Linked DNA regions of Homo sapiens: region 2 is linked to region 1. The links are chromatin contacts, found by Hi-C or POLR2A ChIA-PET in ENCODE. All regions are on one chromosome and are shown on one strand. The core of a region is the stretch at or near the end of the contact, and the rest is flanking DNA. Distances in the headings are between cores, read along the strand shown. Region 1 has its middle 95 kb from the start of LINC02177. Region 2 has its middle 38 kb from the start of LINC02177.

The links. Hi-C counts contacts between places; a loop is a spot of excess contacts on that map. ChIA-PET counts read pairs that join two places held with the same protein, here RNA polymerase II (POLR2A).
Region 2: a loop to region 1 is called in a map of pancreas, with 4 times the contacts of the local background. The contact joins two enhancer-like sites. A Hi-C loop is called at or near these places in 1 of 168 maps with a recorded cell type or tissue (pancreas). POLR2A ChIA-PET finds 5 or more read pairs at or near these places in 1 of 52 experiments (activated naive CD4-positive, alpha-beta T cell).

What each region holds. Positions count from the first base shown.
Region 1 is chr16:9,257,464-9,264,489 of GRCh38, forward strand. No RefSeq gene overlaps it. Among named protein-coding and RNA genes, the nearest start is that of LINC02177, 95 kb to the right of the region's middle. RefSeq lists an enhancer at 1,029-1,323. Within about 2 kb of position 3,373, at least 3 of the 41 ENCODE cell types and tissues checked have a DNase peak (open chromatin) inside an H3K27ac peak, as active enhancers do.
Region 2 is chr16:9,314,102-9,320,784 of GRCh38, forward strand. No RefSeq gene overlaps it. Among named protein-coding and RNA genes, the nearest start is that of LINC02177, 38 kb to the right of the region's middle. RefSeq lists a silencer at 1-103. Within about 2 kb of position 2,735, at least 3 of the 41 ENCODE cell types and tissues checked have a DNase peak (open chromatin) inside an H3K27ac peak, as active enhancers do.

The sequences.
Region 1 (7,026 bases), core at 2,123-4,622:
GTCAAGCTAGATCGGGGACCTTCTGTGATCCCATATCCCTCTCCTCCACCCCATATTTATTCCGTCACAGTCCTTAATGTATAGGGGTCCACGTGGCTACCTGTCAGTCTCTGCCACATGGCCATGAACTCTATGTCTCACTTACGTTTGCACATCCAATGCGCAGCATAAGGGCCTGACACATAGTAGGTGGTCATCTCTTCAGTTTCCTACCAGGGGCTAACTAAGCTCTTTGCACAATGGTAATCAAACAAATGGCAGTCCCCAGCTCATGGAGCAGAGTTTCATGTGTCACGATCCTGAGCCTATCCTCATCCATCTCCTGGAATCTGTAGAACACTCTGGGAGTCTGATGTCCCCCAGGCCAGGAAACAGAACCACTGAGTCAAAGGATATCAGATTTCTTCTTGGATCCTCATATAACCTTGTGAAGCAGGATCTATGAGGAACACACCCATTTTATCATCGAGGAGACTGAGACCCAGAGAGGTTAAATGACCTGCTCAAAGTCAGACAGTGAATTGGCAGCAGAGTGTGGGTGAACCTGGGACTTTGAACTCTTGATTAATGCTTTGTTTGGGTTCTGGGTGTAGAGGACAAACTCTGGAGTTGCAATCATGGCTCTGGTAGGTACCAGCTCTATGACCTTGGCCAAGTCACTTAACTTTCCCAACTCTTGATTTCCTCATCTGTAAAATGGGCATCATTCTAAATGTCTTTGTAGGGTTATTTGTAAGCATCAATGAAATGATCCATATGAAGAAAGCTCTTGATCCACATGAAGAAAACTCTCCCAGGACACAGTTGCTGCCATGTATAAAACCCAAATACTCCTTTGCAGGGTGCAGTGCAGAACCCAAAGGGATCCATGATCTCATGGCCAGAACAGCCTCCAGGAAGAAGATGCACAGCTTCCTGAAACCGCACATCCCTCCTTCCTCCTGGGAGCCCAAATTCCAAGAAATGCAGCTAAAATTGGCCCTCAAACAGCTTTTGCAGAGCACGTCGCAGCTTTTTTTGGGTCTAGAGAGCCAGTTTCCATGATGAAAGTGGCACAGAAGGAGAGACCCAGCTAAAAACAGCCACCGCCCAGACTGGTGTTAACAGAATGCAGCCTACCCTGTTGTTTTGGGGGTTTAGACGCTTCGACTTCCGCAGCAGACCTCCACATTGCCACTAGGTGGTAGTATCGCAACACCTGGCAGGAACTGCACCCCAGGACCTTGACAAAGGGGCTGGGAGCCACTTCTGAAAATCATGCCCATCAAATACGCACCAGCTACAAAATTCTGCACCAGATTATTTCCCTTTTATTTGGGGGCATTTATTTGCATTACATGGGCTCTGTGGAAGTGTCTCGTCTAAGGGCTTAGTGCTTTAGTGTCTCAGAAGCAAAGCGAAAGAATTGTCCATGGGTAACATCCTAGCCACATGGCCCCGTGGGTGTCCCTACTGCTAGCAGATATGTGATCCCTGCAGCCCACTTCACTTAGGAGGTTCATGATGCCTTGAGTCCAATGTAGTTGAAGAGCTTGCCTCGATTAGGAGGACGCATAGCTTGCCTAGGTGGTCCGTTGCTGTCCTCTTTGAGTGCAGCGATGGAGTTCTAGCTCTGCAGTGTGGCTGCCTTGTGCTGAGGCCATTAAATCGTCTGGAGAACGGGGGCACTCGTGAAGCCTGCCTCATGGCTGGTCCTTCCCCTGCGAGGAATGGATGAGTGACAGATGGAGGTTTCTTAGGTGGTGTCTGGCTCATAGCAAGGGCTCAAATGTTAGCTCCTTTTGCTATTTTCTCAGTATCTCCAGTGACTAGTGTGTTTTAGTCACTCAACCAAATGGTAGCACAGTGATCCTCACTGTCCTCGTTTAGGTGACAACAGACGTTAGAGGAATGAGTTCATGGTCTCGATTTTCAAAGTGTGGTCCTGGGCTGGCAGCATCGGCACCACTGGGCTCTTGTTGGAATTGCAAGGTCTGGGCCTCTAGTTCAGCCTGCTGCAGCAGAATCTTACTTAACAGCCTCTCTAGGGGGTTTGCGACACATTGAGGTTTGAGGAGTGCTGCTCTGAAGCTCCTTCTGGCTCCCGAATGCAGGGATTCACCCCAGCCTGGGGTGAGCTCTGTCTCTCAGATTCATATCTTTGGGAACAACAGCAGCCAGTCCAGCCCTGCATTTTAACCTTTTACTCTTGCTTTTCCCAAATGTTGTCTCCAGATGCCTCTGCGCTTGGGTGTGTTGGGGTGGGAGGGTGGGGCGATGGGGAGTCGATGGGGGGCCTCATGCTGCCGCAGATTCGGATTTTGCTGGGCTCAACATGCTTTCCCTGAGCTTCCAGATCCAGATCCTCACTCCCCAAGATCCTGCCAGCTTCCCTGTCTTTGCCTACAGCATCCTCTTCATCACCCCAGTGACCAGAAAATGCACTGTTTCCAACCAACCCCTCCTTTTCCCTCACTACCTTGGCCACCAAAGCATCTCTTGCACCCCAGTTTTTCTCTTTGGGTGCCGCTGCTCTGGCTCTTGGTTGTCTAGAACTTTGGGAGCCACCCCAAATCTCCTAAAGGTCCCCCTGACCCCACTTCTCCTCCCCCAGCTCCTGATCTTATCTCACACATTTCTGTCTGATGGAGTCCTCCAAGCTGACCCTTGCACTTTAATGTCCAACATAGAGCTTCCCACTGCTGATTCAAGGTCTGCCCTCCCTTGCGTGGTAGCCAAGGCCTTCTGTGATCTCCTAACGACCTCCAAGTTACCTTTGCGGCTTCATCTCCAGCTTTTTCCTCTCTTATTCTAGATCAGGGGCCTTCGGGCCAAATCTGGTTTGCAGCCTGCTTTTGTAGATAGTTTGATTGGAATCCAGCCACCCATGTGTTTACTGATTGTCTATGTCTGCTTTCACAGTATCAGGGCAGAGTCGAATTGTTTCAACAGAGACTGCATGGCCCACAAGGCCTGAAATGTTTACTCTCTGGCTCTGTGCAGAGAAAGAGTGCTGACCAGATCTAGATCCAGCCAAATGGCACCATGCACTTGGTCCCTCACACACATCCTGGCCTTTACCATAACCTGGTTTGGCCCTGGGGGGTCTGTCGATTTGCAAAGTCCTGGCTCATTTCTGCCCATAGTAATTTTTCCCCACCTGGAAGGTCCACCTCCAGTGCCACCGAATTTGGCATTCTTTCAGCAAACATTTATGGAAATCTGGCAGGTGCCTGGCATGTTGTGTGCTGGGGAGAGGTCCTTGCTCTCAGGGAGCTGGTGCTGGAGTTGCTGACCTGGCCCCCGTTCAGAAGCACCTCTAGAACTTCATCGTGAGAGCTCTTGGCCTTTCATTTTATTATTGTCATGTCTTATTGGCCTTGAGGCCAGGTGCCTGCCTCCTATTTCTGTAGCACTTGGCACAATGCCCAGCACACAGGGAAGGTCATTATAGTCCATTGGAATAAATGAATGAATCTCTCTTCTCCCCAGAGTCCTTGTCCGGGTTATCATGCTGGGGGCTGGATTCCACCTCCCCTGTGCTTCCAGCTGTTTCTGGAATCCCATTTCAGGCCAGATGCTATTTACATCCATGCTTCTCAAACTTTCACGTGCAAAGGAACCACTGGGAAACTGTGTTACAATGCAGAGGCTGGTTCTGTGGGTCTGGGATGCAGCTCTCATTCATTACCAGATAGTGCTGAAGATGCTGGGCCGTGGACCACACTTTGAGCAGCAAGGATTGGTTTTCGCCCCGGATTTCACACTAGAGTCATTTGCAGGCTTCTCAGTGCTCACACCTAGACCTTACCCAAGATCAGATGAATCAGTGAAGGGGGATGTGGTGGGGCCCAGTCTCTCCAGGTGATTTTAATGTGCAGCCAGCATTAAATCTTGACCTAGAACCACCAGCCTAGAACTGTGAAGCTGCTTTCCAAATGAACCCCCCTTCTAACATCACTACCACCTAGAGCAGTGGTTCTCAAAGTCAGGTTCCCAGACCAGCAGCACCTGCATTGCCTGGGGACTTGTTAGAAATGTGAATTCTTGGTTGCAGCCCAGAGCTACTGAATCAATCTGTGCTCTAGCAAGCCCTACAGAAGATTTCCAGGCATGTGTAAGAACCACTGTCCTAGAAATGTTTGACCTTGGGTCCACCCAGCGACTCCAAACTGGTCTTTCTGCCTCTGGTCACACACCATCCAATCTACTCTTTATTTTGTAGTGAGAGTAATTTTCCAGAAACGTCAATCTGACTAGATTACTCATCTGCTTAACACGTTCCAAGGCTCCCTCCCCATTGCCCTCAAACCCGTGCGTGGCAGAAGTCTGAGGACTAAATCTTCCTAGCCCACCTCCCACCACATCCTGTCTTGGCTCCCCTGTTCCAGGAACATAGAACCATTTATATACCATCTTTGGAGAAATGCCTATTCAAGTCCTTTGCCCATTTTTTAATTGGGTTATTTTATTTTATTTTTTGTTGTTGCATCTGGGAGCTTTAAAAAATACTGACATCTGGGTCCCATGCCCAGAGAATCTAACTGGTTTTGGGTACAGCTTGGGCACAGGGTTTTTCAAAGCCCCCCATCCCTCATCTGATGACCCCAATGAGTATTCAAAGTTAAGAACTTCTGAATTTAGCCAGAGGTCTGTTCTTTGAGCCTAGAAAAACCTATTTAATAAGAGATAGAGGAGGCCGAGTGGGGTGGCTCATGCCTTTAATCCCAGCACTTTGGGAGGCCGAGGCGAGTGGATCGCCTGAGGTCAGGAGTTCGAGACCAGACTGGCCAACATAGCGAAACCCCATCTCTACTAAAAATACAAAAATTAGCCGGGTGTGGTGGCAAGCGCCTGTAATCCCAGCTACTTGAGAGGCTGAGGCAAGAGAATCGCTTGAATCCAGGAGGCAGAGGTTGCAGTGAGCCAAGATTGAGCCGATGGACTCCAGCTTGGGTGACAGAGTGAGACTCCGTCTCAAAAAGGAAAAAAAAAGAGATAGACAAATTGTTTCTTTTGCTTAAGGAATCAGGTATCTTGGTCCAGCTAGCAGAGGTTAAGGTTCTTGATGGAAGACTCAGCTATTTGAGTCTCACTGCTGGGCCAATCAGACACAAGCCTGGGTATATTTGGATGTTGGAGGATTTCACTCAAGCCCACTCAAAGGGGAGGAGATTGGAACTAACAGTCATTGCATACCACACACATTCGTTCACTCTTTTAAAGGCTGTCAGGCCAGGTAGGTATTAATGTCTTGAGATCATGAACTAGTGAACGGTTTATGAGCTTTTTAAAAGCTACCTTTCATCAGGAACTTTAACCTCTGTGAAGTACTTTACGTCCATTTTCTTATTCAATTATCACATGAAATATAAGTATTTTTATAGACGAAGTACTAGAGTTAGAGAAGTGCAGTTAAGGCTGCACAGCTCATGGAGACAAATGAATCTGCATTTGAGATCCTAGATCCCCTCCCCCACCCTCTTTTTGAGACAGGATCTCACTCTGTCATCCAGGCTGGGGTGCAGTGGCGTGATCACAGCTCCCTGGAGTCTTGACCTCAGGGCTCAAGCAATCCTCCCACCTCGGCCTTCCTGGGACTATAGGAGCATGCCACCATGTCCGACTAATTTTAAATTTTTTTTTTTTTTTTGGTAGAGATAGTGTCTCACTATGTTGCCCAGGCTGGTCTTGAATTCCTGGGCTTAAGCAACCCTCCTGCGTCTGCCTCCAAAGGTTCAGGGATTACAGGCATGAGTCACTGCGTCTGGCCCCTAGATCTCTTTTAAAAATAATCCCTAACTCCAGTTTCCCAGCCCTCTCCAATATTAAGCAAACATTAAAAAAGAAAAACAACTTAGTTAAATTGAACGCAAGGAATCTGCAACTTAGCAGGCAGCATTTATCTGCATGCAGATTTCCCCTGATCGGCTCCCGCTATCATGGGAGAGATTCTAACCCTTGTTGGAGGACGCGTTCAAAGTTGTGTTAGTAAAAATTACTTTATGTAATGAACCCTTAGATCAATTCTTATTGAAATGAGCTGGAATTAGATTTTTGCTCTTCCCGTATGTAATGCTTTCAATTCAATGATGAATTACTGGAGTCAGCAGCTATCTGACATTGCGATGCCGTGCACAGCATGCTATGCCTTTCTTGTTTGCTAGCCCTTTGCGGAGGGAAAGCAGACCTATTGAAGTGCATTTTTTAATTTAGTGGGGCTGTTCGATAGAAGCTTTTTACTTTATTGAGGGAGAATTTGCCATTTTAACATTTAAATTCACTTGTTTTCACAATCTTTTTTGGGTCCTCGTGTGAATATTAATGATTATATGTACATGCAAATACATTATTTGTGTGACTTCGGGCAAGCCACATCACCTCTCTGTGTGTTTTCTGTTTTCTCATCTTTGAAAGGAGAGGGCTGGATCAGGTCTCTGTTTGCCAAAATTTTGTAGATCTGTGTTAAGAAAAAAAAATCAGAGGAATATTAGATTCAACAAAGTCAAGGTTTCTGCCTTTTCAATTCAAATTGTTTCTCTCTTTTATTTTTTCTTTTTAGGGACAGGGTCTTGGTGTGTCACTCAGGCTGGAGTGTAGTGGTGTGATCATAGCTCACTGCAGCCTCGATCTCCTGGGCTCAAGCAATCCTCCAGTCTCAGCCTTCCAAGTAGCTGGGACGACAGGCGTGCCACCACACCCAGCTACAAATTGTTTCTTTATTCTTTTCAGTGTTCCTGTCCCCAGCCTGTAAAGTAGGAGCTTAATCTAACACTTCTGCCTTCTCAAGGGATTATGGAAAAGACGCTTCAGCTCTGACCTCTTTATTCCTCATGCAAAGAAGAATGACTCATATCTCTAGAAAGATGGGGAGAAGTTATCATATCTTGGCCGTTTTTACCAGGGCTGGGGACACTTCATCCAACAGCTGACCTGGCCACCCACAGTCATTTCTCTCCACACTTGTTAGGGTGTGAGGCCAGCTGAGATCCTCTGTAGAGAAGTCTGAGGAAGCATCTGCAGTATGTATTGTAAAGTTATTTGACT
Region 2 (6,683 bases), core at 1,485-3,984, 56 kb after region 1:
CAGCTCAACTCAGCTCAGCTCAACTGAAGTCAGCTCAACTCAGCTGAGCTGAGCTCAACTCAACTCAACCCAAGTGAACTCAGCTCAGCTCAATTCAGTTCAGCTCACCTCAGCCTGGGTAAGCCCAACTCAACTGAACTCAATGGAAGTCAGCTCAGCTCAACTCAACTCAGTTCAGTTCAGTTCAGCTCAACTAACTTCAGCTCAACTCAGCTCAACTCAACTAAGTTCAGCTCACCTCAACTCAGCTTAGCTCAGCTCAACTCAGCTGAACTCAACTAAGTCCACCTCAACTCAACTTGGTTTAACTGAACTCAACTCAGCTCACCTCAACTGAACTCAGCTCAATTCAACTGAACTCAACTTGGCTCAACTCAGTGCAGCTCAACTCAACTAAAGCAGAACATGTACCGAGGGGATCCTCAGATGTGAGTGACTACAATGAATGATGAAAAACTTGGGGTCCATATTATATGCTTGTTTTATTCCCTTTGGCTTGATGGGAATCTCATCTCGCTCATTCATGTAAAATAATACCAAGACATTATGTGAGTACACTGCTGTACAGTTTACAAAGCCCTTTTACATATGTAGCTTACTTATAACTATGTTTTCTAAGCCAAGCCAGCTTGGAGGTAGGTAAAAAATGGGAGGGACTGCATGCAGGACAATTAATAATAATACCTACTATTAAATGGACAGCTACTATGTGCTAGGCACAGTGCTAGGTACTTAACAAGCATGATCTTGTTAATCTGGCAACCTGGAAAGTGAGATTATTCTGGGCATTTTACAGATGAAGGAACTGAAGTGTGGAGAGGCTGAGTAGCTTTTCCAAGTCACAAAGCTATAGGAGGTGGAATGGTCGGCTTTCAAAGGCCATATCTTTTCTGCAGTTCCACCCTACTCCCAAGAGCTCACCACTATCTAGGGAAACCAGTCTCCATGTCTCTGAGAAATTAGGGCTCAGAGGACAAAGGATGACCAGGGTTATGTCTTTCCACTACTTGTGAGCCAAGAGCTAAAGGAACTGTAAGCTCCATGCCATAAAGGTTTTGAAAGAGCGAACTTCTGGAACTCCCACTTTATGGACCTAGTATGATTTCACTCCTTACCTAAACATATCCTTGCTGAGCTGACACAATGCCTGCAACCTTCCATTCTTGCTGATGGCTGTCTTAGAGTTTGGGCTGGAAGAACAATTGCAGTGCCTCTACCTCAACCTCCTTCTTTTCAGATGTGCAAACTATGGCCACAAGAGACAAATCCTTAGAGCAAGATAGATGAGACACCAGAGCTCAGGCCTCTAGCATTTGCTGGGGTTAATTAAGTCAAAAGCCTGAGAAGGAAGAAGGATTGAAATTCGGCTCTTAAAAATGAACATCAATCACATTATTGATCCTTTCTTCTTTTCCTTTTTCCTCTTTGTGTTTGGGATTCCTGGATCCCAAAGCCTGCTTACTGCAGGCTTCACACACAATAAAAACCATGTTAATTAAAATGCCAATTTACATCAAGAAGGAGACCTTGTTGTGGAAAGGGTGGAACCCATCAAATAAGCCTGGAAATGGTGTTCTGCTGAGGTGGGGCTCTGTGACATCAAAAGGGAGACGGATTTTGCTGAGAATAGATATTCAAGAGCCCATTCATTTTTTCCCTTTTGTCTAGATTCAAATTCTCATTTCTGCTATTTTGAGGTGTTCTCTGTGAGAAGTGCCATGGCTTAGTGGCTTGGTGGAGAAGCCATTTCAGTGTCAGATTAGAATTACTTGCTCACTATTGATGGTGTAACCTTGGCCGTGGCTCTTAACTTCACCAAGCCTCGTTTTCCTCATTTGGATAATAATTCTCAACATGCTGGGGTTTCAGAAGGATTAAATGAATACATAAGAACCAGCATTACTCTACAGTTGGTTATTTATTATTATTATTGTTTTTGAGGGGGAATGTCTCAGTCTATTCAGGCTGCTATAACAGAACACCATAGACTGGGTAGCTTATAAATGACAGAAGTTTGTTTCTCACAGCTCTAGAGGCTGGGAAGTCCAAGATCAAGGTAGATTCAGTGTCTGGTGAGGTCCCACTTTCTGGCTTATAGTGCCATCTTGCTGTGCCCTTACATGATGGAAGGGGCAAAGGACTTAGCCTCTTTTATAAGGACACTAATCTCATTCATGAGGACTCCACCCTCATGATGTAATCACCACCCACCTCCAGATAACCTCCCACTAAGACTTAGGTTTTAAAATATGAATTTTGGTGTGACACAGAAATTTAGTCCATTGCAGGGAGCACCTTGAGCTGTAGAACAACTTGATGGCTATAGAAGAGGCTTTTCTGTTGGAGGATATTATTGATTAGTTACCTCCTGTCTCTCAAATTATGATACATTCTTTCTCTCCTGGGCCATCAAACAATTTTGTGGAATTTCAGACCTCACGATGCCTTAACTGGAGTCATATTTATCAGTGAGCAGGCCTGAAATGATGCCATATGCATAAAGCAGATGCTGCAGACGTTCTTTCACCTTGCACCACACTTTTTCCTGTGGCCACTTTATAGCTGGAAAGCAGGAAACTCTACTTTCTGGTGTTTTCAGAGGTTAGAGCTCTTTCAGCTCTTGGCTCATGGGTGATGAGTGGTCCTCTCTCTGGCGAACCCAACAATGTCTCTTTGTTTTTCTGTTTGCTCAGCTACTCTGATCATGCACAGAAGTTACAGATTTAGCATGTGGCTAGAGGAATTGGCTTTAGAGCCAGACAGAGCTCAGTTTGCATTCTAGCTCTCCAGCCCCACCTGTGTAATCTTGGTTAATATGTAACTTTTCAAAGCCCATTCTCTCTATGATTAAATGTGGTAGAGTAGTCCTGTCTTCCTTACAGCATTGTCAAAAAGAATAAATAAAATTAATTTCAGACAAGTATTTAGTTTAGGGCCCACATGTTAGCTGTTACAATAATAATACATATATTTACAAAAAACCCTATTTTTTTTCTTTTATTTATTTATTTATTTATTTATCTTTTATTATTATACTTTAAGTTTTAGGGTACATGTGCACATTGTGCAGGTTAGTTACATACGTATACATGTGCCATGCTGGTGTGCTGCACCCACTAACTCGTCATCTAGCATTAGGTATATCTCCCAATGCTATCCCTCCCCGCTCCCCCCACCCCACAACAGTCCCCAGAGTGTGATGTTCCCCTTCCTGTGTCCATGTGATCTCATTGTTCAGTTCCCACCTATGAGTGAGAATATGTGGTGTTTGGTTTTTTGTTCTTGCGATAGTTTACTGAGAATGATGGTTTCCAGTTTCATCCATGTCCCTACAAAGGACATGAACTCATCATTTTTTATGGCTGCATAGTATTCCATGGTGTATATGTGCCACATTTTCTTAATCCAGTCTATCATTGTTGGACATTTGGGTTGATTCCAAGTCTTTGCTATTGTGAATAATGCCGCAATAAACATACGTGTGCATGTGTCTTTATAGCAGCATGATTTATAGTCCTTTGGGTATATACCCAGTAATGGGATGGCTGGGTCAAATGGTATTTCTAGTTCTAGATCCCTGAGGAATCGCCACACTGACTTCCACAATGGTTGAACTAGTTTACAGTCTCACCAGCAGTGTAAAAGTGTTCCTATTTCTCCACATCCTCTCCAGCACCTGTTGTTTCCTGACTTTTTAATGATTGCCATTCTGACTGGTGTGAGATGGTATCTCATTGTGGTTTTGATTTGCATTTCTCTGATGGCCAGTGATGGTGAGCATTTTTTCATGTGTTTTTTGGCTGCATAAATGTCTTCTTTCGAGAAGTGTCTGTTCATGTCCTTTGCCCACTTTTTGATGGGGTTGTTTGTTTTTTTCTTGTAAATGTGTTTGAGTTCATTGTAGATTCTGGATATTAGCCCTTTGTCAGACGAGTAGGTTGCGAAAATTTTCTCCCATTCTGTAGGTTGCCCGTTCACTCTGATGGTAGTTTCTTTTGCTGTGCAGAAGCTCTTTAGTTTAATTAGATCCCATTTGTCAATTTCGTCTTTTGTTGCCATTGCTTTTGGTGTTTTAGACATGAAGTCCTTGCCCATGCCTATGTCCTGAATGGTAATGCCTAGGTTTTCTTCTAGGGAAAAAACCCTATTTTTAACTATTACTTCACCTATATTGATGAAATTCTCTGAGATAAAACACAAATTGCTCACTAACAAGGTATCCATAGTAAAATGCCTCATTCTCCATTTGCCTTGGGACAAAGGGCAAAAAGAGCTCACTCTGCCATTTTCCTCATTCAATAAAGAAGATTCAAGTGGGCCAACTTTTTCAGATAGGATGGTAAGTATCATTAGTATGAGAAACCAGCAAAGGATACATGTCAACCCCCTTGGCTTGGTGTTTGAGACCTTCCATGATCTGGCTTTCACCTCTCTTTTGGCCTTCTTTTCCTCTGCTCCTACTCATAAGCGTGCAGGGTTAGTTTGGTGAATGGCTTCACACTTTGCCACCTCTGTGTTGATGCTTCCCTCAGGAAAATTGCTCCATGCCTCTGCATTCATAAATCCAAACAGACACACCCTTACTTTCTCTGTGTCTTGCCTTCTCACACATAAGGAACATCTATTATATTGGCATTGTTAAATAATCATCTCACTAGTTTTGACAACACTCCTTCCCATTGGAGTAAGGATGGAGTTCGCTATGATCTCCAGCTTACTGGGATAGTCTCAGTCAGAGCTTTCCATTCCTGTAGCAGCAGGAAAGGGGAAGAGAGGAATGAGAAAAAGGGGACACTTCTCACTGGAGTCAACTCCTTTTAAGGAGCCTTCCTGTAAGTCTCTCTTCCTCCCTTTCTGCCGTTATCTCTTTACATCTCATGGGTCAGAATGTGGTCATGTGGTCATGCCTTGCAAGGGAGTCTGGGAAATGTAGTCTTTTAGCTGAGTGATAAATGTTTCTCATACTAGCAAATAAGAGGACATCAAGTAGGCACTAGTGTTTATGTCACTGTCCCCTTGAACTCACCCACCACATAAATAGCTAGGGCAGTGATGAATGTTGGGTAGAGAACTTAATTTGAGAAGAAAACACTGAACTTCAGTGCTGATATGCCTTCCCTAGTCTAGTTTTCTGTGGAAACTGGAAATCAGCCTGGCTTGAGGAAAGCCCCCTGGAGTGAGTGTCTTGACCCAGATTCCCATGTTTGTTTTGCCCTCCATGACCTTAGGAGCAGGGGACTGAAAGGTGACTCTTCAGTTTCCTCCATCCCTCTGTGGTTCTCATGGAAGCACCCTGCCTATTCTGATCCCAAGCCATGCATGTTTCTGTTGTTACTAAGCTTCTTACCACTGTCTTTGGCTCCTGCTTATAAATGTTTAAAAATATTCGCTTGACGCACAGTGGGATTATAGACTCTCTCATTTCCGAAATGAAAAGCAGCTCATGCATTATTCAAGAAAAATATTGTATTGTTGAACAAAGGATGGGTACACTCATCCCTTATTATGCATTCCGGTCTTTGCTACCTTATTAGTAGATGTGTTCTGTGAGAATTTTACTGATGGGGTTTGTAAACAAAGGCAGAGAACAAACACTAATGTGTTGAGATGGCATGATTAAAAGATTATCATAAAATCATCAACTTGCATGCCTGGGAGGTCTACAGTCTACTCAACACTTGGGCTCCTTCTACCTATTCCTACCACATGGAAGCTCAACCTTGGCTTGAACACTTCCAGTTGTGGGAAACTCACTACTCCCAATTTCACCTTTGTGCAGTTTGATTATAAGGAAGTTTGTCTCAAATTGGGCTGAAATCTCTTTCCTTGTGGTCTTTACCCATTGGATTTAGTTTTCACATGGAACAATTCTGTTCCCTTTCTCCCTGATGACCCTTTAGTTTTATACAGATGGCGATTGTTGAAATCCACTTGTGTCATTTCTTTGAAAGGTCAAAAATCTTCTAACTTTTCAGCCATTCTCCATGACGAAAAAGGAGAGTTCATTGGATCTAACAAGGATTTATCAAAGAGCTTTCTCTTTATGATCCAGACATGGTGATAAGCATGTTTATGGCTTATAACACTTTGCAGTTAAGCAAAGATTTGCAGGGTATTCAACTATCAGGATTCAAAATTCCACACCTTTCCAGTCCTGTCTCCCACCACTTTCCCTCTCACCCTTCTTCTTCAGAGTTCCTGAATTTTCTTTTTTTTTTTTTCTTTTTTCTTTTTGCTCTATTGCCCAGGCTGGAGTGCAGTGGCACCATCTTGGCTTACTGCAACCTCCAACTCCCAGGTTCAAGAGATTCTTCTGCTTCTCAAGTAGCTGGGACCACAGGCATGCACCACTACACCTGGCTAATTTTTGTATTTTAGTAGAGACGGGGTTTCACCATGTTGGCCAGGCTGATATTGAACTCCTGACCTCAGGAGATCCACCCGAGAGTTCCCGAATTTTCTATTCTTCAAACACACCAAGATCCTTCCTGCCTCAAGGCCTTTGTACATGCCATCCTTGCTGCCTGGGATGCCTTCCCAAATCTTCATAACTGCTGCTGCTTCTCACCATGCAGCTGTCATGCACAAGACATCTTTTTAGAGAAGCCTACATAGATTTCTATCTAAACTAGGCCTTCAATCCTACTTCTCCTCCATTACCCTCTGGCTTAGTCCATTAGGGC